7 separate regions of the Mus musculus genome follow, and regions 1, 2, 3, 5, 6 and 7 are each linked to region 4. Evidence: chromatin loops called from intact Hi-C (ENCODE). Cell type or tissue: left cerebral cortex. All regions are shown on one strand.

Region 1 (4,000 bases), 310 kb after region 4:
CAGGCAGATTTCTGAGTTCGAGGCCAGCCTGGTCTACAAAGTGAGTTCCAGGACAGCCAGGGATACACAGAGAAACCCTGTCTCGGAAACATACACATACACACACACACACTCAATTGATGGCAATCAAAAAAATGTTCAAATAATCAATGACTTTTATTGTGGTAGAATATCTATAAAATTCTTCATCTTAACCGTTTGTAAAGCATACAGTTCAGCAGTAATCACGATGCTATGTAACTAGCACCTCTGTCTAATTTCTATCACTAGAAAAGGAAACTCCATAGCCATTAAGCTGTCACTCACTAGCCCTGTCTTCTCAGCTGACAGACAAATCCTGTCTCTAGGTCAATGGACTTCCTATGAATAAATTGGAGTGGGGGCTGCTTTGGAGTCCTTAGACTCCTTTAGCTGAATCTCAGCTCCTGAGTAAGCCTGTGACAATCATTCTCAAAGCAGGCTAGAAGCTCCTCTCCCTGGGAGTAATGAGATGGGCAGGAGGGAGGGGCTCAGCTGAAGGATGCCAGTGAGGACCACCTTTTACGTCTAAAAGAGGCAGAGTGAACAAGGCTCTGTCAAGACACTCCTCCTGGTTACACCCTGGACAGTCAAACACACTAACACTCCCAGATATTGAACTCTCAGAAAAAAAATCTCAGTGACTATTTGTTCTTCAGTTTTTGCATTTTCAAACTCTGCTTTTGAGATCCAAACTTTCATCATCAAATAAGTGTAAAATGGTGAAACTCAGACTCAGAACTAGATCTGGGCCCACTTCCTCGAATTATTAGGAAGTAGTTTCGTTTCCTTTGGGGCCCCACCCTTCTCAGGCTCTGATCTCCCACCCTTCCTTTGAGGTCGAGGAAGGTTTGGCAGAAATAATTGTTCTTTCTAGGACGGGTCCCCATGCTCTCAATGCCTTCAGGAACAGACAGGATTACTACCTTTCAAAGCAGTGTGGTTTGTTTTTGGTTTTTTGTTTTTTCCGTGTGTAATGGTGGAGGCAAAGACACACGTCACAGAGATGCCCAGATGTAAACTGGAAATGAGGCCTTTGAACTCAGCCAAAGGAACCAGAGCTTCTTTTTTATAAAGGCCAACACTGCTTAACCAAATAGGCAGCAAGGCCCTGCTTTCCACTTCCTCTTCACCCTGCCTCTGTACCCACAGCAACTGCCTCGTCACTGGCTGGGAAAGACTTGATGCCAGCAGGCTCAGACTGTGGATTTTAGGCGGCGGGGGTGGAGGTGGGTGGCTAGGAGGGCAAAAGCACGGAATCCCAGGTCCAGTGAACTTCAACCATCAGAGTATCAGCGCGGGGGTGGGGTGGAGTGTCCCTTTATTCTTTGAGGGAGCAAACATTAAAGACTTTCAGCAATAATGCTAGCTCAAGAAAAGTCCACACCTCAAACTGCTAGGAAGTCCGAATCCAGAATTGTGCCAAATTTTGGTGTAAAGTCCTAAGCTAGAGTAGTTGGATGCAAATTCCAGTTCTCTGAAGTTCCCTACCCCATTACAAGTACCTAACTTTACTTGGCTCACGGGGTGTAACGGAAACCTGGCTTCACCCAAAAGCAAGACGCGTCCCATCAACAAGTGTCCACGGGATCCTTGCGGGGGGGGGGGGGAACGGTGGATGCTGCACGTGCCTAATCGCGTTCTGAGCGCTGGGGTAAGAGGGTCTCACATCCCTTCCCGCCCCGGAGTTCAGTGTAGTGGCTATGCATTCACCCTCCCCAGAGCCCTGAGTGCCAGCCAGGAGGGACCCTCGCCTCCGCCAGGTGGAGGCTCTGGGGCCACAGCTGGGACCGGGACCTGACAACTTGGCTCCCTGCGCCAAAAGTGAAGCAACTCGGGAAAGTTCCCGGAGCTGCCCACGCTTCCTGAAGCCGCCTCCTGGCGCCCAGCACACCCCGGCGCACGCACGGACCTGAGATGGTCTCCTGGTATCCCTTGGTGAAGTACTGCATGGCGGTGGCCGCCCTCCAGGGCGTCTTGAGCAGCCCCTGCCGCTGGGGGTCCTCGCCCAGCGAGAGCAGAATGGACGAGTAAGCGGCCGCCAGTTTGGGGAGGTTCACCTGGTTTTCCTCCTCGCTGCGGTGCCGCCCTGCCTTCCAGGCGTCGGCCGGCTGTGCGCCCTTGGCCTCGGGCGGCCGGGACTTCTCGGCAGGCGGGCTGGCCCCGGGCCGCGGCAGCTCCCGCTCGGAGAACCCATTGGTGCACCTGACTCCCCGCGGCTTCTCCATGGACCCGGCGCGACCGCTCCCGAGACACCCTAGGGTGCTAACAAGCGCTGCGGCTCAGCTTAGCCGGCGGCCGTAACCTGTGGCCGTCACCCGGACTGGGGCTCAGCACCTAGGGACACTCTCGGAGTCTAGGGCAGTCGCCGGCTGGGGAGCCCCGCCGCGCCTCTCTTTTTATGGCAGGGCGACTCGGCCGGCGCCGCGAGATATTTTCATTGGCCGGAGCCTCTTGCGTCATGGATCTCTCCCCGCCCCTGAGCCCCGCCCTCCTGGGTGGCCCCTAAACCCCCGCAGTTACACAAGACAAGCTTCTGGTTAGACCCCCTCGACTTATAAAAGGAAGAACTGAGTCTACAAAAAGCCAAGAATCCGGGGAGCTGGAACCTCCGAGATAGAAACACCGATTCTCCCTCACTTTCCACCGGAAAAGGGGGCGTGTTCGCAAAAATGCTGTGGTCTAGTTGCCCTGAGAAAGATGAGCTAACTAACAGGTGACCTTGCTGGGGCAGGCAGGGTGGAGCAAATATTCTGGTGATAAGCAACCTTGTGCTCTTTTTTAAATATTTTTTTTCTTTTTAGCTTTTTTTTTTCCGAGATTACAATAATTTCCTGTCTGTTTTCCCTTTCTTCCTTCCAAACCTTCCCAAATACCTTCACCCCGCCCCCCCCCACACCTTGTTCTCTTTTACATTCAGTCTCTTTTTTTAACAGTTCTTATGTATGTATGTATGTGTGTTTCTAAATATATAAATACAACTTGCTCAGTCTGGTTAATGTCTCTTGTGTGTATACATTTTCGGGGCTAATCTGGTATTGGTGTTCTCTGTCCTAGGGAAGATTACCTCAGTCTAAGCATTCCTCGGTCACCTGTGGCTCTTTGTCTAGGGTGAGGGCTCACGAGTCGTTGTCCCACACACCCTCACCCCCATCCTTGTTTATACTTCTACTGGAGTCATTCTTTTTTTTGTTTTTTTTTTTTTTGTTTTTTTTTTTTGTTTTTTCGAGACAGGGTTTCTCTGTATAGCCCTGGCTGTCCTGGAGCTCACTTTGTAGACCAGGTTGGCCTCGAACTCAGAAATCCACCTGCCTCTGCCTCCCAAGTGCTGGGTGTCATTCTTTTGTTGTGCTTTGTTTTACTTTTTGAGACCAAGTCTCACAGTGCAGCTCTGTCTGGCCTGGAGTTCTCTATGTCGACCACCAGGAAGGCCTTTAATTCAAATGATCTGCCTGCCTCACACTTCCAAACGGTGGGATTAAAAGCATGAGCCCTGCCTCTCTCCTGCTTTAAAGACTGGAGAAGTTGTGACTTGAAAATTGTTCAGTCGTTTAAAATGTATACAACACACACACCTGCCACTCTAGAAAACCCTCTGGCCTCTCTCAAGGCATGAGTTATGGTGCATGGCACTCACCGGAGTCCCCTATGCCTAGGGAGATAATAATATTTGTGAGCTGCCAGATCGCTGCTCTGCTGTTTTAACCTGCTCTGACCTTATCTTTCACAATGACTAGGGGAAGCTTGTTTTCTTTCATTACCCTGAATTTGGTGATCAGCAAGAGGACTAGGGCAGCTAGCTACACCCTCTAGCCGGACAGTGTGTACTCTGCCAAGAACTGGTCCTTGGCAAACCAACCACTGACAAGAGGGGTGCTAGAGTAATGGCTCGGCAGTTAAGAGCACTTGCTTCTCTTCCCAGCTCCCAGCACCTTCCTCAGGCAGCTCACAACCAGCTCCAAGAGATCCAATCCCCCTGACT
Region 2 (4,000 bases), 380 kb after region 4:
TTTTAAAAATTACATTAGTAATATAACTAATAAAGCACTTATAATTGGCCTTTCAATAACTAAAACCTTAAATTCTTCCAAATACCTCAAACTCTAAGATTCTACACAAATAGAGATGTAAATGACAACAGTAAATTTTTCTGTTCAGATAACTGGTTTGTCAGACGATAAATATATAAATTGTAAAACAACATTATTAACATTTGGCAAATTTAATTTTCACTGATGTACACTATAGGCTCACGGGATCCTTGTCTGTGTATCTGCCTGTCTATCTGTCTGCCTGCCTCCTTTCTTTCTTTTCAATCTGTGTGTGTCATTTTGCCTGCATATATGTAGTATACGCACTACGTGCACAGCTGGTGCCCACCAACACCAGAAGGGCCCAACGTTAAACATAGCTATAAATATAATAGTGATACTTAGATCTATTATATTACTTGATGAGGATTCTTAACAATAAAGTTTTATTATGAAAAACCACTCTTCATATTTTATGCCAGAAATATGTCTTCAATAAAAACATCTAACAAAATTTGCAGAATGAAAAACATAAAATAACTTGCAAATAACATACCAAATTTTGCAAGCTCTCAAACTGGAAGCAAAAAGCTACTATGTTCATTCATCAACTCAAGAAACACACTTAGGGCTGGAGAGATGGCTCAGTGGGTAAGAGCACCGACTGCTCTTCTGAAGGTCCTGAGTTCAAATTCCAGCAACCACATGGTGGCTCACAACCATCAGTAAAAAGAGATCTGATGCTCTCTTCTGGTGTGTCTGAAGACAGATACAGTGTACTTACATATAACAATAAACAAAATTATATATATATATTTAACACCTATAGTGTTGTGCCTTGTTTAAAACGCTAAGATATTAGGTTTTCGTTTTTGCTTTAAAAGTTTTTTAGTTTAAAGTATGTGGGTGTTTTATCTGCATGTACCACTGTGGAGGCACCAGAAGAGGACATCTGATTCTCTGGGACTGGAATAACAGTTGTGAGCTGCCATGTGGGTGTTGCGAATTGAATGTAGCTAGTGCCCAAAACTGCTAAGCCCCTAAGAGACTAGTTCTTTAAAAAGGAACACTCTCTGTTCTAATGGGCCTTACCCTCCTGGAGGGAGTTTAAAGAGCTCTTCTTTTTTATAGTACTTATCACATCTTCTTATGTTTTAAAATCCAAATAGTATTTTATATTAAAAAAAGAGCCAAGTATGAGGGTACATTATCTATAATACCGTCACTCAGGAGGCAGGGGCAGAAAGGTGTCACAAATCTGAGGTCTCTGGTCTGCATAGTGAGTTCTAGGCTACTTAGTGAGATTCTGAGAAATAAGGTTGGGAATATGCCAACAAGTATTACATACAAGATATATAGTCATATTTTTATATTATTTCATCTTGCAAAATAGAAATAACAAAATTTTCAATAATACTGAAAGAAGATTAAAAATTTTAGCTAACCATGAAATAAACCTACCATAAAATTATGATCAACTAAATGCTCTAAGCCACTTAAGCACGGTTTTTAAAATTATTTTTTAATCTATCCAATAAACTGTAGGGAAGAAAGAATGCTGAAGTATTTTTTAAAAGGTGGGTGTAGATGAAGGCTCACCATGAATCTGTGAGAGAGATGCAAGGGCGTTGAACTTGACTGGAAGGGCTTTTGTCGTGGGGTTGGCATGGGCCCATCATAAAATGGCCTTTGGGGTCTTATAAGGGGGAGGTTGTGAATACTTCGTGCCTGATCATCGTCCCCTTCCTCTTTGTGAGAAAGATCAGCTTTTAGCATTGTAACATCTACAACACAAAGGATTGTAAGACAATCATAAAACTAACAGCCTAGAAAAAGAACAGCATTATGGAGTTCTACAGTGATGCTCCTCCCTGGTCTTAGCGATAGCTGGCACACTACTAGCCTCTTCCACCAGGGCCTCCACGCTCAAAGAACGCAGTGATGATGCACAAGTCCTGACAGGCGGAGCAGATGGTGCCTTACACTAATGTAGGCAAGGACACCGGGCTTTACGTAGTCACTGCACTGTCAGTTACCACCCACTTACAGTAAAACACTCGTTTTACCAATCCTGACTTTTATAAAGATTGTTTTTTGTTTTTTGTTTTTTAAAGTTCTGGGTGGACCAGTGAGGAGACGCAGCAATTAAGGCTTTGCCAATCTGATAACCTGAGTTTGGTCCTCAGAATCCGTGTAGAGCTGGACAGAGAAAACTAACTCCATGTATGCTGCGTACATGTGTGCCTAGTGTGTGACGCTGCTGCACTTGTGTACATGTGTGCTGGGTGTGTGATGCCACTGTACATGTATACACACACACACACACACACACACACACATGCATGCACAAATCACAATTTCCATAAAGATGTGGGCTGTGGAGATGGCCTGATGGTAAAAGTGTCTGTTGTGTACCTGTGGGTCCCTGACACTGAACTCCAGTTGTCAGATTAATGTCAGACACTTACCTGACAAGCCATGTTTTTTTGGGGTTTTTTGTCTTAAATTTAGTTTCGTGCATCTTGGAGTGCAGATGTACACATCGTATGGCACATGTGAGGGGGTCAGAGAATAACCTATAAAGTGAGTTCTCTCTTGCTACCTGGTGGGATCTGGGACCCAAATACAGGTTATGAGGCTGGACATAAGCACCTCTATCCTAGCCCTCTCTCTAACTTTTCCATTTCCGATTTAATTGAGCTAACCTCTATTACTTCCTTTTTCTTGGAGTATAAGCTTCTTTTATAGTTTGTTAAAGAGTTTGTTAGATTGGTGATTTGAAATATTTTTAACATAGGGTTTAGAATGTACCTCTAGACGCTAATTAAGCCATCTATGAGTTTTTAATAACATTTGGAAAACTAATCAGCAAGGGGACTGTCACATGCACAAAGTCAAGGTCATACCAACTGAGTTTTCATCGTCTCCCAAGTCATGATCTGCAGCCAGCATGATGTCATCATTATCGTCATCCTCATTTATAATGCCCTTTGAAAAAGAAGGGATCTCAACCGCATTGTCGTTTAGAAAATCGCCAGCACTACTTGTATCATCTCCATCAAAAAGATCATTGTAGTCCTTTTCCACTCTACTAGATACCTTGAAAAATTCAATTACAATGTATTATATTAGGAAATCACTTAGAAAAAAACAATTAGGCAAAAGGCTGCTCTTTTTCTGTTGCTGTTCATGTAGTGTTGGAGATAAACCTTGTACTTTGCACATAAATGTACAGCCTTGATCCCCAAAGACAAACATTTTACGGTTTTGGTTTTTTGAAACACTGTCTCAAATATCCCTTATTGGCCTCAAACTTACTCTGTTGCTGAGGCTGACCTGAAATTTCTGATCCTTCTGCCTACCCACCAAGTGCTGGGATTACAGTCAGCCACAACCCATCCAGATCCCTAAAGACATGTATAACCTCTGACAAGTAAGCACAAACCTATGATGTAAGAATGATTAACAAGTACATTTATGTTAAATGCTTTGTGCTCTGGTCAGGATTAGGGGGATAGACATATAATATAAATGAACACCGCACACAGGCAGCTACTTAAGGTGCTATCACTATGCGGCCCTGCTAAATCTGTCTGCTTTTTTAATAAAAAATAAATAAATGTAACTGTTCACCTCCTTTTCAGATTCTGGCTAAAAGACTAGGTGACCTTTCCCTGACACTCTGGACTTTCTCAGTTTCTCAGGAAGCACCCCTTCTCCTGGTACCCCCCACACACGTTTTACAGCTGCTTGCTGACCTCCGTGCCTAATTTAAAGACACAACTCTTTTTTTCCTTTCAGCAACTAGTGGGAATTTCAGCTTGCCTTCTATTGTTTTCCCCTTACACTCTATTAAAATCGTTCTCAAGCCTCCGTCTAAGTCCATTTTAAATTCTTTTATTAAGACTTAGAACCCACAAAAGGGAACCCCAATTTCCACGATAACATGTAGTGACCATGAAGGGACACTAAAGACACA
Region 3 (4,000 bases), 49 kb before region 4:
TGAGGGACACTGTGTGCAGAGTACACAGGAGAGGTCCTGCAGAGAGGGACACTGTGTGCAGAGTACACAGGAGAGATCCTGCAGTGAGGGACACTGTGTGCAGAGTACACAGGACAGGTCCTGCAGAGAGGGTCACCGTGTGTGCAGAATACACAGGAGAGATCCTGCAGAGAGGGACACTGTGTGCAGAGTACACAGGAGAGGTCCTGCAGTAAGGGACACTGTGTGTGCAGAGTACACAGGACAGGTCCTGTGTTAGACACATATTTCAGTGGCTGTAGTAAATCCAAGCAGGAAATGGTAAAGACTTGAGCTAAATCTCCGCTCCTGTTTGTTTAGAGAGTTCCTCAGGATAAGCTAGGCTGGCTTCCCGTTCCTTTATTTCTGATTTGGAGCTGGCTCTCGTGTCTGGATTGGTGAATTGTTCTTTTCTGATTTGTATCTTCCAAAGCATTACTTTATTTATTTTTTTTCTTTTCTTGCTTCCTCTCTTCTTTACACTTTGGGAAATGTTTACTTTTCTTTCATTACATTATATTTACTATGGCCCATGCTTGCAGAGGTCTGAAGACAACTGTATTCTCCTTTTACCACGTGGTTCCAGAAGGTTCCAGTTAGGTTGTCAGGCCTGGTAGCAAGTGCCTTTAGCCATCTTGTTGGCTTACATCTTACATCTCTTTACTGTAGGTTCAGTGGGGGTTGAGTGGGGACAAAGTCATTCCTATGTATTTAATGTTACTTTACCTGCAACTTATGTTTTTGTTTCACGATAAACATCCCTTTTCGTTTTACTGTAATAAAATTGCCTTCAGATTGGCTACCTGCAATGGTGTGATTGCATCTAACACAGTATTTCTAGACTCTAGTCTCTAAAAAAAATTAAATATACATAAAGTCCTACCTCCATGATTTAGCCTAAGTAAGTAAATTAGCTTTATGGATACTCACTGCAGTGCTTGATGTGGTAGTAAAAAACATTCCAACAACCAAGCATAGCTTAAATAAACATACTTTTACAATTCAATATCTACTAATGAGAAAATTTACATAGAAACAAGCTTAAATAGCAGTACTCCAGAAAACACAAGGCTATTTGGTCAAGGTCACTGGACGAAGCTAACTCTTCTTTTTGAAGCACACATTTCCTGGTGACTTGAGAGCATGGCATGAAACCTTTCCTTAAGCGTCCTAATGTCCACTCTCCCCTTCTTCCTCAGTAACAGGATCGGATTTGTGATGGGAGGTGTTTCTCCTGTTTATGCTGTAACTAGGGATCACATTAGGGCTTAAGTAAAAGAAATATAAAAGTGGTTTTAGGAGAAACTTCCGGGAGGCTTCTTTGAGGCACTGATGACAAGAGTGAGGAAAGGAAGCAGACATTAAGCTACTTCCTGTACTAAGATCTCCTAATAAACAAACAAAAATTAGTTACTAAAACCTTCAAAGATCTGGCTAATTCTAATTGGAGAAGAAAAAAGAGGGCCGAGGGAGTACGTATGCCGATTTTCCTTTGAATAAACTTACTTTGCAAAGGTTGATAAGGTTACAAAAAATCGCTCGCGGTAGTGACCTCTTTTCGGGTTTTCCGCGACAATCCGCAAATCGAGACCATTCCTTTCGTAGACCATTCCGTCGCGCCGATGCCGGCCCTTGTCCCATTCCCAAATTTGTCTAGGGTTTGCAGGGTTTCCAGGATACCTCGTGTATCTGAGGATCTGCATTAACTTAAATTTTGGCCCCAGATGTCAGTTAGGAATTTGAGAACAGAGCCCGGCTGGCGGAATTCTCTCAGGCCACCAATCCTGGGCGCAGGGCAGGGCGGAGCTGGTCCCTCCCTGTTACGTAGCCAGTAGTCGGGACCAGACGAGGGAGGGGCGTGGCATACCTGCTATCAACCTTGTGATTGGCATTCCGTCTCCAGTGGCCGCGGCTGTCAGCTGCCCAGAAGCCTGGGCGAGTGAGGACCTACAAAGTTTGTCCGCTCCGGGGCGCCATACCGGCTCGGGTCCGGGCCAGCCGGGCTGGGCTGGGCTGAGCCCAGGAGACCCCGATGGCCGCAGTGTTCCTGGTAACGCTCTATGAATACTCGCCGCTCTTCTACATAGCGGTGGTCTTCACCTGCTTCATCGTCACCACCGGCCTGGTATTAGGATGGTGAGTGTCCAGGGCTGGGAGTGGAGGGCGCGGGGACCGCCGGCCCGGTGTGGGGTCCGCGCAGAGGGTTCGGGTGACTCCGGGAGAGCGGTCACCGCCACCGAACACACTCGGCCCAGGCCAGGCTGCTGCCCCCGTGGGATGGGACCGCAGGGGAGAACTTGGTCCTGGTGCGGGGGTCAGAGTGCGTGTCCCGAAGGCTTTGTCCCGGGCCCCGGCCTACTTTGTGCCTAGCGGGGACCGGTCACCGGCCCCGCAGGCGCGCAGACCTGACCCAAAGGAGCTTGGCTGTTTATGACCCGAACTGACCCTTGCTTGGTCCCAGATCTTTCAGAGGAACTTTTACCCGAATTCTGTATCTACCGATTGCTAATTGAATGGCTTCTTGATGCAGTCTATTTTTTTGGAAGTGATCTTTAGTTAATAAGACGTTTTTAGAAAGGAGCGAGATTTTAGGAATAAGTTATTCTGTGGGGTGGAGGCATTTTGCTTCTAGGAGAGTTACATAACCCAGGAACAATTCTTTCAGTGTTGAGTCTCCGGTATCCCTCTTGAGGAGATGCAGTTTTATCATGTTTAGGCTTATAAAACACAGCTGGTTGAAACCACGGGACTAGCCTACAGCGGTTGCTCTCTAGACTGCAGCTTTCATAGCCCCTTGAAAAGATGGTGAACCCAAATGTATTGAACAGTGGCTCTAAATGAGCAAGAACCATGGCTGGAAGTGGACCGTACAGAAAAGGACATGAGCTGTTACAGTTGGGGAACGAGTTCTCTGAAAACTATGTGAGAACGGGAATGCATTTGCAAGAAGAACAAAGCAAACAGGTTTGAGACTGAAGCGGGCTTTGTAAATCAAGCTCAAAAATACCACTTGATTACATATTCATCGTTACTTTAAAGACTTTAACAGGTCCCGGTCCGTTTCTGATAATAGGATCTCCTTTTGGAAAAAAAGAACATGTTAATATTTCCACTTGACCCCGAGTTACAGCGTAAAACTCCCATGTTGTGGACAAGATAAGATGAAGTCCAGTCTTAAGTTGTTTTCTCTTTAAGACAGGTGGTTTCCCTGTAGCATAGTATGATTGCAGTCCTGTTTCAGCATCCCAAGTGCTGGGAATATAGGGGTGTGCCACCATACGTGGATCACTCCGTGTTATTTACTATTAACCTTTCAGGTTTTAATTGCTGTCATTTACGTCAAGGAAGTTTGTAATTAGAATTAGTGTTTACCACTTTAAAAAAAAAGTAGTCTTAATACACAGTTTTTAAAGAACTACAACACTGGTATTACTCTCTTCAACCTAACTTTCCTCTCTAAGGAAATTATCTAGTTGATAATTGCACTATATGCCTTGTTAAATAGGCCACTGGGGGAAGTGGATAAAATTCATATTGCACGTAATGTGGCATCTAAGGGTAAAAGGAAGACGGGTGTGTGTGTGTGGGGGGGGGGGAAGACAGAGAGAGACAGAGACAAGGAGAGACAGGGAGACAGACTTTGGAGTCAGACAAACACAGGTTCACGCCACGTTTAAGGCTTGATTTGAATCTATAATGATTGTTTACTACCTGTGTCAGTAGGAGGTTTACAAGTGTTGCAAGTTTCTATTGTGTTATTTCTTGAAGTCTGGGCTGAGCACTGATGAGGCTGCAAGACCTCGTCAGTAAGCACCAGTCACCTCTGTCCTTATTTGAACCTAACAAGTCATGGTGAACCTAACCAACCATTCTTCCCACCCGGCTTAGCTTCACCTACGTAGATAAGCTTTTTATATTGTTATTTGCAAACTAAACCAAGGCCGGATTCACCTGCTAGAAATGATGATAACTTGGTCACCAT
Region 4 (4,000 bases):
CTGCCTCTTTTGGGCTTTCTCAACTCTGAATCTTGCCTCAACATGACCCACTTGATACTGCATATGCGTGAGTGTGTGTTTAGTGTGTGTGTGTATGCATCTGTACATGTATATCACAAATACACTTCGGGCTTTCAGTTAGAGAGTCAAAAGATCACTGCTTCTCCTACCTTCCAATCCCTCTGTGACCAGCATAATGCTCTATATTTGATAAGTGCTTCTTGTTGAATGAATTAGTAGATCTATTGAAAAGGAGCCCAAAGAGGCAGAAAATGCTCAAAACCTAGTCTTTATATGCCAACCTGAAGAATCTGAAATGTAAATGTTGTCTGGACTGTCAAGGAAGCTAAGAGCTGAGGGGGGGAGCCTGGGTCCTGACCGTAGGAAGAGACGGTAGGAAGAAGCCCAAGGGGCTCAGCATCTGTTGCTGGGAGGGGCAGACCTAAGGTTTACAGTGCAGTGCTCCCTTCTCCTCTGTGGTGCTAGGAATCCAGTGCAGGGCCTTCAGGCTGTGGGACAGCGCTCTACATGAACATCATCACTGCAAGTCTTAAGGACATCTAACTTGGGGACGGCAGTCGTGAGCGCATGCAGCATGTTGTGTTTTCATTTCTAAGCTTATTGTAGAAAAGAGAGAAACAAGACAACCATCCTCAGAAGCCCTACCTTGTTAGGGAAGAAATCACACCTTACGGTAATATCACACATTTTTATATGCCATATACAATGAATATTGAATATTTATATTTTCTTAATATATTAAATAATTACAAACGTTGAGGAATGTAGATTTCGTTCATATAATTCTTTATATGGTAAATACTCCTCTGTCATATAAGCTTCCATGTTGGATGAAGATTGCCATCTGTCTTTAGCATTCCTTCTTGAGGACCCAGCACAGAATAAGTGTCCCATACATACTCATTGAATGGTTGGGTGAAAAGTGACCATATAATTTATGCAGAGATTTGCAAATGTTTTCCAATTCATGAAATAGACAGCTCTAATGCTTCTATAAATTTATCTGATGTGGGTACTCCCCCACCCCCCCACCCCCACGTTGTGTGTCTTATGTTTTTCTCACCCTATTTTTAAAGACAGTCTTTCTCTAACTTTGCAGCACACTGTCTTGGCTAGGCGGGCTTCCGGGAGGCTTCTGGAAGTAGACGTGGGCACTGTGGAGTCACACTGTCTCTCAAGCTTGCAAAAGGTGCTTTACTTACTGGGCTGTCTGGTAATTTATCTTACTTCTTCTAGAAGCGTCATCGAAATGACATAAACGTAGGCTCTTCGGGGATACCTACTATAATAAAACAATAGTCAGAAATCCTCTTCTGCCCTTGTAAGTATGGAGCTGACCCTTTTGGAATCAATCATCGTTCAAACACCTGAACATTTTAGTTGTTTTCCAGGGATATTATTTGCTAAGCAAACACCAAGAGAAGCAAAAAATGCAAAATCATGCTGAACAGCAAGACTTCAAAGATGAACTAAGTATGACACTGGTCCCTAGGTCAAAGGCTGCCGTCAGAACCACGCTTCTCCCGTAGGTGGCACTATCTTCTTTCGTCGCCTTGCTTGCAACTTTACTCCCGTCTGCCTGGGCCCTCTGCCTTACTAGCCCTGTTTTAAGTAGCAGAAGACAATAATTACGTTATTGGTGTATCTTTGGTTTTCTTTATCAATAACAACAACAGTCCATTGGGGTACGTCTAAAAACCTTGGCTGAGTTAGCACCGCGTGGTCCCATCTCTCAGTGTCTTCCCCATTTCCTGGCAGAAGTACTACCAAGGAATAGCTGGGGGTTGGGGGGGGGCGGGGACTCTATAAAGCTGTCCTGCTTCTTTGATAATAATAATTTAAAAAAAAATCAAAAGTCAAACACTGACTCCGGGACTAGTGTTTCCTAAATAGAGCAAACTATTCATCAAGTTATGCGGATACCTCCCCTAGGTGGTTAATAATGAACTTTAAAAACTTCACACACTCGGTTGTGATGGAAACATTGGCAAAACATTGTGCCTCCCCACAAGCCCTTTCACTACCCTAAGAGATGGGAGGTGTTGTCACACTGACAGGACCTACACGAGACAGACATGAAATCCGAGGAGCAGGGTAGAAGAAAGGATTGGAAATCCAGATGCTAGTGTGGGAGCTGAAAGGTGGAGGAATAAGGCCTTGGACACTTTACCTTTAAAACTGTGCTAGCTAGAGCAGGGCAGACCCACGTTTGCTTTTCCAGCTCTCGTTTATAAATGCTCCCAAGTCTCTGGAAAACAAATTCGAAGGCTCGGTGTTTCTTCTGAAACAGGCTGGATTTTGGCCAGTCCCTTTGTGACCGTTCGCATTAGAAGATGCAGAAATGTCTAGGCTTTAGGGTATTTTTAGTCAACCCTTCTTTTGGGTAATTGACCCATGCAAGCATTTTATAGTAGGCGACCTAGAGCTTCCAGCGACAAATCCCGGCCCAGCCTCTGGCCCCGCCCTCTGCAGGCACAGGTGAAAGCCGCGTCCCCCAAACTCCGTGGTGCTGACAGGTGGTCTCGCCACGCCTCCCCGTCGCCCAGGGCGCCTGGGGCCACAGCTCCAGGCCACAAGCCACAGCCGCGCGCCAAGCATAGCTTGAGATCAGGCTCCCGAAGTCCGCCTCCTCCTCTCGGGAAAGCGAGGCCTGAGGCGGGTATGGAGGACTGCAAAAATAAAGGGCATCCAGCGCCGGACTTGGGCTGAGGGTGATCGACCAGGCTCTGCTTGCTTCTCCTAGACAAGGGCCTCGTGGAGCACCGCGGCCAGACACATCTAGCCCTGCGCGTTGTGCCCTTCGCCGCCCTCTGCTACTTCATGCGTCCCAGACCCCAGGAATCCGTCCAAGCCCCCAGAGACAGTGACTCCGGGTGTTTACGGTCTACACCAGTCAGTCACCCACGGGACCAGTCAGCCACCCACAGGTCCCAGGCCAAAGGGTCACTGGACCTGGGGAGCCACATTCCCAAGGGCGAGCGGCGGGTGGCAGCACCGTTCTCGCTCCAGTCCAGCTCCGTTGGGATTCACTCCTGTCCCAGCTCCGGAGGCTCCGGTGCCCTGGCCGTTGTAGAACACGCGGGTGGCAGCCGAGAGGAATTCACCCGGACCCCTCCCCTTCCCCAAACTTCTGTGTTTCTCTACGCAGATCTTCCAATCTGCGCTCTTCCGCTCCTCCCACTTGGCTCCCTCCTCCTCTATGGCCCGGGCTTAGGAATCCGTCCCTCCCCCCAACCCGCCGCCCGCCGGGCCCGGGGATCCTCCCCCCCTCCCCCGACTCCCCCGCGTGCCGCCGCCGCCGCCCGGGTTCCTCTCCCCCCGCTCGGGCGCTCCCTGCCAAGCCCATGATGTAATGGTGTATGTTAATCAGTAGCATGTGGGGAGCTCCGGGCGGCTCAGTCCTTCGCGAGCCGACACTGGAGGCAGCAGTGGCGGCAGCGATAGCGCCCCGAACCCGCAGCGCTGCCCTCTCCGCGCGCCGCCAGCCCCGACGGCATGGCCCGCAGCCCGCGCTCCGAGCGCCCCCAACCCCACTGATTGCTGCTACGGCCCCGGACCCGCGCGCAGGGCCCCGAGCCGCAGGGATGAGCTGCGTGGAGGTGAGCGTCCCTTCTGCTGTCCCGGGCGAGGCACCCAGTGGTTCCTCCGACCCTTTCCCGGGGGCTTCGCTCTTCTACCCAGAAGTTCTGGGTGTCAGATGCTGGAAGCGAGCGGCCCCCAGAGGGTCCGGCGCTTAGTCTCTGCTCGCCTCGCCACGGGAGCTGAGATGGGACGATAGAGCCCCTAAACCTAACTTTTCTTCTTTGAGGTCCTTGGGGGGCGTGTGCGGAAGGGAGGAATCTGCATTTCCCTCGGGGTCCGCCCTGCCGCCTGGGAAAGCCGTGATACGGGCTCCCGCGGTCCCTGCGTAAGGCGTGCGCCCCCAACCGCATCGCCTTGGGCCTGGGACCGGAGGGCGAGGACACTCCGGCCCGCAGGC
Region 5 (4,000 bases), 89 kb after region 4:
GCATACTGTGGGATTTTAGGAGCTAACAAAATCAAAACCATGTTTTGGGAGCATTTGCTGTTTTCAGTTTTCATATCTTATGTTTTTAATTTTTGAAACAGGATCATACTATCTATACCTGGCTGGCTTAGAACTCACTGTAGAGACCAGGTTAACTCCCAGCTAACAGAGGCTGGTCTTTGCCTTCAAGTACTGAGACTGAAGGCAAACACTACCAGAGTTTGGTAAAAAACAAACAAAAACCTGGAAAGAAACAAACAAATCTCTTCAGGGGCCCTGAAGAGATGGATCAGCAGATCAGAGCACTTATTGCTCTTATAGAGAACCCTGGTTTGGTTCCCAGCAGCCACATGGTGGCTCACAACCATCTGTAACTCCAGTTCCAGGGGGTCTGATTGCCCTATTCTGGCCTCAGACCAGACATGCATGTGGTACACATATACACATGCAAGCAAAATATTACTAAACAAAAATAAATCTAAAAACAGTTTTAATCATATTTTTAATTGAATAGTCTCGATGCAATGTTAACTTTTATCTTGAGATACTAGGATATTAAGATATTAAAAATATTAAAAACATGGTCATATCACAAGTTTTGAGAAAACATAAGAGAAAATGCTTGAATATCAGTAGAAAAAGATTCCAGAAGTCCCTGCCACAGCGACTTCCAGAGAGATGAGTGAAGGAGGCACTGTGCATATTGAAGCTCCAACCGCTGGCACATGAGCAGTCAGAGCCTGCAGGTGATGCCATTGTTAAGTCTCTTGGATAGTCACAGGGCCAGAGTGCCTGGGGTAAATCCTAGCTCAGCACCTCCATAGCCCCATGCTACTGAGTCCTCTATTCCATCACGATCTTCCTTCGTTTCTTTGTTTATTTATTTATTTTTCTTTACTAGCATTGGCAATCAAAGCCAGGATCCTATGTTTGCTCTGAGCCACTCCCAGCCTGTAGTCAAGTACTTTCAAGAGTGTTTGACTTTAAATGATCAATACTGACTATAACTACAATAGGGTCCAGTTAGTTTGTGGTGGAATTGGAGAGTGACTAAGATTCAGACAGGCAAAGCGGGCCATAAACTTTGGTTTCGTTTGTTTTGGCTTGGCTTATTTGTTTTTGGAAGCAGGGTCTCTTGTATCCTAGGCTGTCCTAGAATTTACTGTGTACTCAAGACTAGTCTTAGTTCCTAATCCCAACTCCACCTCATCAGGGCTGGGAAGATAGGCCTGTGCCACCAAACCTGGCTTAGAGTTCTATCTGTCTATCTGTCTGTCTGTCTGTCTGTCTGTCTGTCTGTCTGTCTATAGCATGTTTATTGGGAAGCTGTTCTTAGGTGATTTCACTGGTCCCGAGGATTGAGGCCAGGGGGAGTCACCATTGGGAGGGGTCGGGGAGAGGAGAAAGAGAGAAAGGACACATGTGCAGAGAGAGACTAGAAGAAGAGAGCAAATCTGGTCTTTTGAAGTTTCCTCATCATTGAACTCAGCTCTCCACTACCTTTCGTTTCTATACACTGCCCTCCACTTGTCAGTAGATGATGGCGTCCCTCCTCAGCTGTTTTTACCTGGTTGCATTTTCTTCTGGTTTCATAAGGGGGAGGAACACATTGACGTGAAGCTTTCAAAAGTGTCTCTCCCCAGGCCACGCCTTTGGACAGAGGTGGTGTGTGGTGTGCGCTCCTGGCCAGGCTTCTCTTCACCATTCTCAGGCCTTTGCCCCTTGAGTTTGGTCTTTGGCTTATGAGGTGGTAGCAGAAGCCCTGTGAGTCCTAACACACTGTGTATGAACCTCTCCCGGACACAGGGACGGTGAGGTACAGACATGGCTGATGTCTAAGACAGAGGTAGAAGTGGGCTTCTGTGTGCCTTCCCCATATTCTGCCACCCCCGAAGGGCAAGGCAGCGAGTAACCAGCCTTTCCTTCATTTCCCCTAGAACAACTTAGCAATGACTTTATGGTGGAAATCAATGGCAACTTGACTGGTATTCAGGACACCTTCTGGAGGAACGTGACCCCTGCATCCCATCTTTAGATACTTCTGGCACTTTCACTATGATCCCCTTTCGGCTTCCCCCTAATCTTACAGTGACAAACTGCATTTAACATTGACCATTAAGACAGTCCAGGCATGTCAGCCACTGCAGCAACCAAATCCACCCACCACCTATCTGTGGTATAATGAGGAATTACAGTCGATGGCCCACCAAAGTTTTCCTTCTGTCTTGCTGCCATTCATGCCTTAAAGGTTGTTTGTTTGTTTTGCTCACCACTCTGCTGAATGCTCATCCCTTTAAACACAGGCTTCTTCCACTGAATCCCTTCCACTTTCCTGGGTAGCTAGAGGGAGCAATGTGATTGGCTGTGTGCCTGACTTGTTGGTTCATTGCCAGGAGAAGAGGCAGACGGATGCGTGGTTTCTGATGAGGAGCAGCAAGATGGCTGGAACTACTTACTGCTCTGTATAGCTTTGTAGCTGGTGTTTGCTGCTGAGTAATGTCACAAACCACTGCTGGGGTTGAGCTTACTTCCTGCTAAGACTTAGGTACCTGTGTAGTTTCTGCAATGATGTAGCCCACACAAAATGACTTTTGGGCTCCTTCCTGAGGGGCAGCTGCTCTAGTGAGACAGGTCACCCGTACAAAGCAAGTGACCATCTCAAGAATCACATCTGAGAGCTGGATATGGTGATGCACACCTTTATTTCCAGCACTCCAACAGCAGAGGCAAGCAGATCTCTGAGTTCCAGCTCCATCACAGAGGGAAGTCAATGCAGGAACTTTGAGCAGCTGCTCACAGCCACAGTCATGAGTAGAAGGATTAAATGTTTGTGTGCGCACTCGTTTGCTTGTGTCTAGCTCACTTCTCTACTCTTAAACAGTTTAGGCCCCATTGCCTAGGGAATGGTACCACCCACATTGGGCAGTGTCTTCCCACATCAATTAAATTAAGACAATCACCAATAGACATATCAACAGGCTAACCCGATATAGAGAGCCCTTTATTGAGATTATCTTTTCAGATAATTCTAGATATGTCAAGATGACAAGTAAAGCTAAGTGCCACCTAGGTGGTGACTGACTGCGCACCTCTGCACAGACTGGTGCATAAAACAGAGTTACTTTGTCCAAGTAGCTTGCCTTCTTTGAGGCTCAGTTTGCATACCTTTAAGTTGGGGGTGCTAGTCTACTGAGGTACTTGTGAGTCTTTGACATCAGGAACAAGAAACCAGTCAAGATCAATGGTACCTGATATCCAGGACCACAACCTGTACCTGACTGTGATGCAAAAAGAAGACTTTTCATGGTTGTTGTTCAGCATGGCTGACTCTTGGTATTTGACAAAGGTTTCTCAGGCCTTTTTATCACCCAGGTACATGGTAGCATTTGTTCCATATCATGAAGTAACTTTGCTATGCTTGGCCTTCCTCAGCTGCTTGAAGACTGATGGGACCACCAGCATGGATTGTGTTCAAAATGAGTCACAGCCAAAGATGCCACTCAAAGCCTCATGACTCAGTGTACCTCACGGGTCCTAGAGGCTAGCATCTTCCCTCCTGGAAGTCTCCATGCATTCTTATCAGGGCCATCGTGTTAAATCTGAGGGAATTGTGTGCTTTGTGCTTGCTTGCTCCAGAGCTCTTCCTTTGCCTGGACCATGAATCAACACCCAGGGACTTAGCCCATACCCCACAAACAGTGGTTGGGATATTGCACTTGGTTCTCTCGAGAGTCCCAGAGGTTAGTGTGAGAAACAGTGAACTCTGTCAATTTAGTATGCAAAGTACGAAGGCCATATCACTGCCGGGTTTCTCTCAAAGCCCTTCAGTACTGTCACGGTTCAGGTGTCCCAATTCCTTTATGAAGAACATGGCTCTTGGAGAAGGATTCTAGAAGGGCCTTTGTTCTAAAACCCCCCTCACTCAATGAACTCTGCTGAGTTCTAATTTCTGAGATGTCGCTGGTATATAAACTCACAGATCGACACCTCTTTCTTTTTG
Region 6 (4,000 bases), 210 kb after region 4:
ACACATTCTGCTCTTCGCATCACCTCTGGGATATTTTCACACTGTTAATTTATTTTGAGAAACCATTTCTCCCATAAAAAAGTAACCGCAGGCAAGCCCCTGCTTTAAATTATCTCACAAATCCCAAATTAATTGCTTCTTATTAATGTTATTTTTATCAAAGTCTTTTCATGCGTTTCAAGGAAAGGACATCAGTTAGACTCAGAAAAGCAGAGAAGGTGAGGCAGACAAGCTCGGGGGTAGGAGGCAGGATGGAGGAGGGGCCAAGAGTGGGACTTTAATTTGGCATTTGTTCTTTCTTGGGAAACATAATTATTTCCTTAAGCTGAGTGGTCCTAACTGACCTCAGAGTTCAATCCCACTGTCAGCGGCAGCAACTCTAGAAAAACCTGGCTTTGTAAAAATAACCTTTTGAGGACACCACAGCTAGACTCCACCATCAGGAAGAAGAAGGCCTCTCAAAATTCTGCCTCCGCTATACTGTAACCACCACCACCACCACCACCACCACCACCACCACCTCCCAGACCCCGGAATACTCTGGGCTTTACTCCTTCTCCCAAACAGCTGAGTCCTAACTCTTGGGAATGTCAGGGTTCTCCTTTTCTTCACCGACTGCCCTAACAGAGCCTTCTGGCCTTGATGTGGCTAGAAAATACAGTCTTGATCCAGGTCTGATTTTCTTGAGTAGTCCCAGCACTTGGGTGGTTGAGGCGGGAAGGCAGTTTGAGGCTAGCTTGTGTTACATAGTTAGACCCTGTCTCAAAAAAAAATTTTTTTACAAGCTACAGTGTTGCTTTCGTGGAAGAACAGATCATTTTAAGGCAACACTCATCCACTACTGTTTTGCATATAGAAATAGCCTTCTAAAAATCCAGCCAAAGAGGGAAGTGAGAAAAATCTATTCACACCAAGTAAGGGGTGGGGGGAGTCTTAGCAGATACTGATCATCTATCTGCCAGGTGGCCCAAATTCTGACTTCAGAAGCCAGAGGACCTGTTCTTAACAGCTGAAAGCGGAAATCCCCCCCCATTCCCCCCCCACACTTGCTGCCACTTTTACAAGTTACCTCCCTGGGGTCTCTGATTGCATGGAATGGCCTCACGCTAATTTTCAGTTTTCAATGAGGAAAGGGAAGATAAGATAAACAGAGAGACCAAGAACCCAAGAGAAGAACCTCTTCTTCTGAATGGGTTCTACAACACCCTTCTTGGCCTCAAAAGCCTGGAACCTTCTCTCCCTAAGACATTTAGGAACTCGGGAACTTTTGCATTGCCACCTCAGACGCCACCTCCCCTCCCCCCGCCCCGCACTCACACACAACCATCTCTGGCGCAGGAAGTACCTGCTGTGAATGGCCCCCTGGACCTCCACTGGCTAAGCTAAATCAGCTCATCTGCAGGGTCTTCTGGTAAGCTTGGCGAAAACTCCCCAGTTTAGCAACCAAGCGACTCTGCTCCATCTAGTGGCCGTTGCCCGCCACGCAGACCTCCTTCACCCTCCTGAATAACTAAAGCTGCCTGACTCCCTTGGAAAGAATGTGTCCGGTTCCAGAAGCCCGGGGCTGGTGGAGGCTTCTCCGCTGAGCTCATCCGACCCCGCTGGGAGCAGCCTCCTGCGTGGACCCGAAAAGCGGAGCCTTGCCAGCCCTGGTGAGGGCCGCCCTGCAGGAAAGACCTGGGGAACGAAGAGACTGGACTATCCTAGGTGTGTATGGAGTCATCCACACACCGCAGTGACCTCCCAGTTGGAGAAATATCAAACAGCATTTACTCTGCAAAATTCTGACTCCGTGCCTCGGGCCTGGGACATAAGGGGCTGAAGAAGACACATACAGTCCTTTCTAACAGAGCTTATATTTCAATCGGGTCCTCCATCTAAGACTGCTTACAGACAACCTGATCAGCAATGAACCACGCCATCATGGAAGGCGCACCAGAACGGAATCAGATCCAGATACTGACCCTACTATTTTGCTTTGTGGCTTCTTGAAAGGCACCATGGCCTCATGCACAGACCCACAGGTTGGACTAGACAAGAATAGAAGGCAGGGGACTCTTTGAGCTCCCCTTTTGGGTTCATATTTGAGTGCTGCCCCCTGCTGGTTGTGTGTCGATAGCAAAATCCTCAAGCTTTCTGAGTTTTTCTAGCAGTGAAGATTAGGAAGCCTACTTCATAGGGCTGTCTTGTGGGTTAAGAGTAGTGTGCATGCGCCAACATTTAGCATGTGCTGTTGCTTTTAGATACTAGGTACAGTTTGATTCATAGCCTATTATTGGCACCCCCAAACCTCTTGTCAGTCCCCAAGAGACCCCACTGGCAGCCTGGGCTATGTAGGGCTGGAGCCAGAACCTCTGGATCTCTTCTCTTTGCTCTCACAGTCGTGGCTTTGGGCAGTCCAACTCCCTCCCAACAGCCAGCTCTGTGGGCAGCGGCATGGGCAGACGGAACCCACGACAGTACCAGATCGCATCTCGGAATGTCCCTTCCGCCCGCCTTGGTCTCCTGGGCACCAGTGGATTTGTCAGCTCCAACCAGCGCCACACCGCTGCCAACCCCACCATCATGAAACAAGGAAGACAGGTTTGTTCTGCTCTGGGGAGCAGGGAGGTTGACCAAGCTCAGGGACTGAGGCTTTAAGATGTCTCCAACCCAGACAGTCTCCTGCATGGAAAGATAAGACCCCAGGGGAATCTAAACCAGGAGATAGCTGAGCCTATGCTTGTCAGGTAATCACTGTTTGCGTTGTTTCCCTGGAGACGGAAAAACTCATGTCTGCTGCTTGGGAAAGCTAGTGCTACATTTATCTCTGGGACCCTTGTAGACAGGCATGCAAGGGCTACTTCTGCTTGATCTTTGCCCCCCCCCCAACATACCCCATCACCTTCCAGGTCTGGGTGGGCATTTAATAAGCTTCCTTTGACTTTTTCCTCACAGTCCCGGCTGCAATGGTGAGTCCACAGGATTGTTTGGGAGGCTGTCCCTTGCTGTGAGATTGACAGTGACCTCTCTGCCCCCCTGAGCCCAACCTTGCCTTTCCCTAAATGTTCATTCCCTCAGCCCCCTGAGGCAATAGAGGTTGGCCTGGGCCTGGGAACATACAAGCAGGCCTGATGAGAGGTTGTCTTTAAAACAGAAAGGCTTCACCAGGAGGAGGCTGGTGGCAGTCCCTCCCAATGGGAAGGGCATGTCTGAGAAGCCCTGATATCAGTTCTAGGCAAGGTCACTACAGGACACACGAGCTGCATGATATACAGGCCTGTTGCCAGTACTGACTCTTTCTTTTCTCCTCAGTGTGGAGTAAATTTGGGGACTCTCAAAAAGAAATTCAAATAAGAGCCTTAAACTCATTATACTGTTTGCTACAAGTATTTCTAAGACAACCCCCCCACACACACACACACATACTCCCTTTAAGAAATATATGGAGTAAAAACACTTTTGGAGATGGGGAGAGGGGAAGGTGGCTCAAACTTAAAGCGAGGCCTGTGAATGAGCCTCAAATGGGACAGTCTCAGCCATCTCTCAGTAAGTCCATGGCGGGTAGCATGGGCCTTTCCAAAACTGTCCTGGGATACCTGTCTCCCGAGTTCCAGCTGGGGCTCTGCCTCCCCACATCCCCACAGGGTCTGGACTAATGCCCCCCTCTTGTATGTCCCTCCCTAGAACCTCTGGTTTGCCAACCCTGGGGGCAGCAACAGCATGCCCAGCCGCACCCACAGCTCCGTCCAGAAGACCCGCTCGCTGCCCGTGCATACTTCCCCACAAAACATGCTGATGTTCCAGCAACCAGGTAGGGCCTGGCTAACTCGCTCCCTTCTCTCTCTCTCTCTCTCTCTCTCTCTCTCTCTCTCTCTCTCTCTCTCTCTCTCCCTTGACGCAGAATGGAGGCTGGGATGCCAGAATAGACGCCCTGGTGACCCAGCCGGAAAGTGCTGAGCCTCAACTGTCACCACACATTCTTTAGAGCTGCCGAAAGCCTTTCCTTTTTTAAACCATG
Region 7 (4,000 bases), 120 kb after region 4:
GGCCGGCCCTGCCTTAGAAATATTGTGACATTTCGATGGCTTGTTTATTGTTTTAAACTCCACGAGAGAGAGAGAGAGAGAGAGAGAGAGAGAGAGAGAGAGAGAGAGAGAGAGAGAGAGAGAGAAAGGTCCACGCCACTCTTGAAGCAATTCTTCCTAATTCACCCTTTCTCGCCTGGCTTCATACTAGCTTCCCCTGGGGATTATAATGTGAGAACATGGAGACTAAGATTCTCAATTCTCTTGGTCCCTCCTGTCAGTGGTTCTCAAACATAATTAAGCCCACATCTCAGTCATCTGGAAAGCTGGTCAAACACAGGCTCATGAGTTCCCAGACACAGGGCCTCCTGCCCTGAAGCAGCTCTTAGACCTTTTGGGCCAGTCCTTCTCCCAAGCGCATACAGCTCAGTGGGGATTCGAGCCCAGATGATACTGTGCTGTGCTTTGTGAACCATCTTCCTCTGTCCCACCCCACCTCCCACCAAGTAGCTCTTGGAAATGGATGCCTCCAGAGGGTGTCCCTAGAGCACAGCTTGGGCACTTAAAACTAGGGTCCTGAATGCCGTCCCCCTGGTGACTCAACCTCACCTGTGTTTCTGTATGAGGAACGGGGGCAGTACTGATCCATGGTCCGTGGTACAGCGATCTGTTGCGTGTCTCTCTGACTTAGGGGGAGCTGGTATCGAGCTGCTGGGAGCACGTTTGCAGGGAAAGGCTGGTTCTGTCTTCTTCTGGTCCCCATTTGTCATTGAAGCTCCAGCTTGGTTTCTTCTGTTGACCCTGAGCTTTACTGTCTGAGGGGGAGGGGTATCTGAGGAGAAAGAATAGACTCTTGTCAGTCAGCTGTCACAGAACATGTTATGCGTATCTCTCAACCCATGCCGTTAACCAAGACTGTATGGTCAGCTTAGGGAAGGGAGTAGCGGACTGCTCGTGAGGCAGGGCTATGACTAGAGAGAATGATGTTGCCATGTCAGTGATGGGGCTCAAAGGCATGAGGGCTAAACTGAAAAAATGAGATTGGGGGTGGAAGGCAGACTCTTCAGCTGATGCCACAGATGACGGAAGGAGCAGAAGAGAGGACGGGGAGAATCTGGATATATATGAGGCACATTTCCAACAGAGAGTATCTAATGTCAAAAACAGAGGTCTCTTTTATAGGATTTTAGCGGCTGGTGGCCATCTCCACTAGAACACTGACAATAAACCCAGATTCCAGTGGGTTCTGCTTCTTGCCAAGGAGTGTGTTGGATGCTGGCTGGGGATCTTCTACATCAGAAAGTCACTGCTTTTTACAGCAATGCCTTTGGTTGCAAAGATGGAGTCCTTCTCCGAGTGCCTCTCTACTCCTAGTCTGCTCCCCCCCCCCAAATCATTCCCATTAAAGACATTTCGATGGTTTCAAGCACCTTCACCAGCCTCTCTACCAATTTTATTGAAAAGGGCAGGTCCTAGTGCCAGGCCGAATACCTTGACGGAGACTAAAGATAAGTAGTAGATAGATAGACTAACAGGTACATCCTTGTCTAAAGGTGGCTGTGTAAGAGCCATTAAAACAAAGTGACACTGCTGCTGTCCTCCTCAGCTCAGGACCAGTGAGGATAGAGCTTTGCATTGTCTTTCTCCTCACAGGACTTTGTCCCCAAGACCTGGAGGTAAAGATGAGGGCCAGTCGGCGAATTTCTAAAGCCCCTGGACATAGAAGTGCACCTGCCTTCCCCCATGACCACCAATAGACTTCTGTCCTGGAAGAAGCCCCCCCACCCAGGTCTCCCCTCTCAGCAGTGAGCTGGGGCAGCTCAGAGCATACACAGCATGTGGGTCTGCTGGACCTGGGCTATTGAAAGCTCACTCATGTCTGGACCCTGCTGCCCTGGGCCTTTTCTTCACCCTCTGTCCTTCCTAGTTCCCTGTGGCTTTCCTTCCCCCTTAGGTCTTGTCCTTTCTTATAGAATTCTAGACAGCATCCTTGACTTCAGGAAGCATGAGTCACACTCTGCCTATGCATGGCCTCAGTTGTGTTCTGCAGTTTCTCACCAAGTTAACTAAAGCAAAAGGTCCCTACCTGGTCAGTCCAACTAGCTCTGCTCTAGCCATTGATCTATAGCCCTGCTTAGTTCTGGGCCCCAAAGGGGGTGGGGGACACGGCCACAGTCATTCCATTCTTTACCGTCACCTTCCCTGCTGTCCTTGCTGCTCTCTGACCTCAAGACTTCAGCGTTTAGAGGTAGTTCCCCTTCTCGTTAAAAAATAAAATTAAAAAAAAAAAAGGTGAAACCTGGCCTCATCACCAAACCTACTAACCTGAGTGAGCCTGCAGCACTCGTAGCAGGTGATGCAAACCTGCTTTTACTGCTTGCCTCTGCATAAATTCCCAGGGTAATAGCTTGGGAGTGGACCAGGAAGGGAGGTGCACCTCTAACTCCCTCTACAGGGCTGTGCTGGTACAGCACAAATAGATGCCTTCCAGGCTCACCCAACTCTGTTCTTGGTTAATCCAGACTTTCTTTCATAAGGCAATGCATAGTTAATCTGCAACAGAGATTCAAATAGCTTACCTCAATAAAAAAATCATTCATTTCTTCTCCATAGGTGACTTAGATGTGTAATGCTTCAGATTTTATGCCGAAATGCATAACATATAAACCTCACCGTCAGCACCTTCGCTATGCATGCTTTGGGAATATCAGTGTGCTCTTTCTTGATGACAGTATTTACACAGCTACACCCCACAGCATAAACTCACACATTCACACTAATACATTAGATTCATAGATCTTCAGATGAAAACGTTTGCCTGTTAAGAAACTCCATTTAGTTTAGGAAGTGTGAGACCCCGTGGAGGTACAATCTGGGCTCATTTTAGAGAACATCTCTCTGGTGCAGGGTGGAGCTGTTGGCTGTAATTCTCCTCACACTTGCCAGGGTTGGTTCCTAGTGTGTGAATTAGCTGCTGTCCATGTTGGCCCCAGTGATCAAGCAGGAGCTATCAAAGCTTTCTTGTGAACTGCTAAGTTCTCCAAGATACTCCCCGCAGCTCTCTTCTCTGGGAAGTACCAAGCACTTAGGCCTTGGCATTGTCTAAGGCCTCCTTACACTGCAGTGAACACTGAAGAGAGCATTCTGTCGGAATTCTCATTTTTGGCCTTCCCATGGGACAGTGTCCAGTGCTCGTGCAGTATCACAAAGCAAGAGCTTTTGTTGTCTTTCATCAAGTCAGCCCAAGGATTGCTGATTCGTTATTTTAAAGACTCTGAGCATCCCGTCATGGTGGAGGGGGTTGGGCTCAGGTGGGGGTAGGGGTGAAGATTGGCAAGAGCAGAAACTCATGCCTTTACCCAGCGTGCTTTCTCCAGAAAGGCTTCCAACCCTAGCAGCTACGTGAGTGGCATCTGTAAGATTGTGTCATGTGGTTGTCAAGAGCAAGGGAATGGTGTTTCTATCTCCAATTTCCATAAGTTTTAGGATCCCTGTTCCTAGGACATTTTATTAAAACTGTCACCATGCGAACATAAACCGTCTTGACACAATGCCATTGGGATTGCTTTTCTTTCACTCTTCAACAGATGTTTGCAAAAGAGTTGCATTAAAATACATTTAACTCTACTATCTCTCCCTCTCAAATCTTTTTTTTTTTTTTGGTGAAGATTACCTTAATTGGTGTTGTGGCAACCAGGGAGAGTACCCAAGGATGCCTTTGTTCTGCAGCAGAATTGTCCACCCTAAAGAGAATGTTATGAAGGCAGTTCAGGAAAGACCTGGAAATTGAACTGTTTTGTCTTCTGTCAGACATCCAGCAGGCCACGCGGGGCTAAGCTCTGTGAGAAAGTGAAACAGTATCAGGGATGAGCGAGGGCAGGGTGAAAGGGTGAGGTGAGCAACTTCGTATGAGAGAGGTTTCCTTAGAAAAATGATATCTGCACAACAATGAGCTGACAGGAGCAACACAGTGGCTCAGGGGAAAGCCCTCTAGGAAGGGAAAACACCAAGGTTCCAAGGT

Evidence for each region. Peaks named below come from ENCODE experiments on the same cell type or tissue, not always from the same donor. Only the 100,000 strongest peaks of a DNase experiment are listed, where the experiment ranks them.
Region 1: it touches region 4 in a loop (3-fold over the local background); 13 of 42 quality-filtered maps call a loop at or near these places.
Region 2: a loop joins it to region 4, with 3 times the contacts of the local background. A loop is called at or near these places in 16 of 42 quality-filtered maps.
Region 3: a loop joins it to region 4, with 5 times the contacts of the local background. A loop is called at or near these places in 7 of 42 quality-filtered maps.
Region 5: a loop joins it to region 4, with 2.2 times the contacts of the local background. A loop is called at or near these places in 6 of 42 quality-filtered maps.
Region 6: it touches region 4 in a loop (6-fold over the local background); 34 of 42 quality-filtered maps call a loop at or near these places.
Region 7: a loop joins it to region 4, with 5 times the contacts of the local background. A loop is called at or near these places in 23 of 42 quality-filtered maps.

The regions. Positions count from the first base shown.
Region 1 is chr14:47,187,022-47,191,021 of GRCm38, forward strand. Gch1 (GTP cyclohydrolase 1) reads right to left here and starts at 2,392. Exons shown (of 6, transcript NM_008102.4): 1 at 1,931-2,392. The coding sequence starts at 2,246. In left cerebral cortex, a CTCF peak has its summit at 1,977; DNase peaks (open chromatin) are centred at 1,225, 1,942 and 2,445; H3K4me3 peaks cover 1,621 bases; H3K27ac peaks cover 1,223 bases.
Region 2 is chr14:47,264,054-47,268,053 of GRCm38, forward strand. Wdhd1 (WD repeat and HMG-box DNA binding protein 1) reads right to left here. Exons shown (of 25, transcript NM_001360532.1): 10 at 2,928-3,120; 11 at 1,621-1,805. Among named protein-coding and RNA genes, the nearest start is that of Gm24378, 4.9 kb to the right of the region's middle. In left cerebral cortex, a CTCF peak has its summit at 1,960; DNase peaks (open chromatin) are centred at 1,008 and 1,988.
Region 3 is chr14:46,830,226-46,834,225 of GRCm38, forward strand. Cgrrf1 (cell growth regulator with ring finger domain 1) reads left to right here and starts at 1,909. Exons shown (of 6, transcript NM_026832.4): 1 at 1,909-2,154. The coding sequence starts at 2,051. In left cerebral cortex, CTCF peaks have their summits at 1,968 and 2,168; DNase peaks (open chromatin) are centred at 1,894, 2,475 and 2,673; H3K4me3 peaks cover 2,222 bases; H3K27ac peaks cover 1,466 bases.
Region 4 is chr14:46,879,549-46,883,548 of GRCm38, forward strand. Samd4 (sterile alpha motif domain containing 4) reads left to right here and starts at 3,417. Exons shown (of 13, transcript NM_001037221.2): 1 at 3,417-3,620. It overlaps Gm34934 (a long non-coding RNA gene), which reads right to left and starts at 3,251. Exons shown (of 2, transcript XR_383407.3): 1 at 2,192-3,251; 2 at 1-1,623. In left cerebral cortex, CTCF peaks have their summits at 1,539 (motif pointing right) and 3,010; DNase peaks (open chromatin) are centred at 1,214, 1,559, 2,324, 2,631 and 2 more places; H3K4me3 peaks cover 1,553 bases; H3K27ac peaks cover 1,559 bases.
Region 5 is chr14:46,968,481-46,972,480 of GRCm38, forward strand. All of the region lies in intron 2 of Samd4 (sterile alpha motif domain containing 4), which reads left to right. Among named protein-coding and RNA genes, the nearest start is that of Mir378c, 16 kb to the left of the region's middle. In left cerebral cortex, no CTCF peak of the experiment used is centred here; a DNase peak (open chromatin) is centred at 2,372.
Region 6 is chr14:47,085,378-47,089,377 of GRCm38, forward strand. It overlaps Samd4 (sterile alpha motif domain containing 4), which reads left to right. Exons shown (of 13, transcript NM_001037221.2): 10 at 2,382-2,583; 11 at 3,667-3,793. Among named protein-coding and RNA genes, the nearest start is that of Gm10371, 29 kb to the right of the region's middle. In left cerebral cortex, CTCF peaks have their summits at 1,476 (motif pointing left) and 2,112 (motif pointing left); DNase peaks (open chromatin) are centred at 1,499 and 2,087; H3K4me3 peaks cover 612 bases.
Region 7 is chr14:47,001,947-47,005,946 of GRCm38, forward strand. All of the region lies in intron 2 of Samd4 (sterile alpha motif domain containing 4), which reads left to right. Gm52121 (a long non-coding RNA gene) reads right to left here. Exons shown (of 3, transcript XR_003951145.1): 1 at 3,653-4,000; 2 at 589-811. Among named protein-coding and RNA genes, the nearest start is that of Gm52121, 4.2 kb to the right of the region's middle. In left cerebral cortex, a CTCF peak has its summit at 2,433 (motif pointing left); a DNase peak (open chromatin) is centred at 2,414.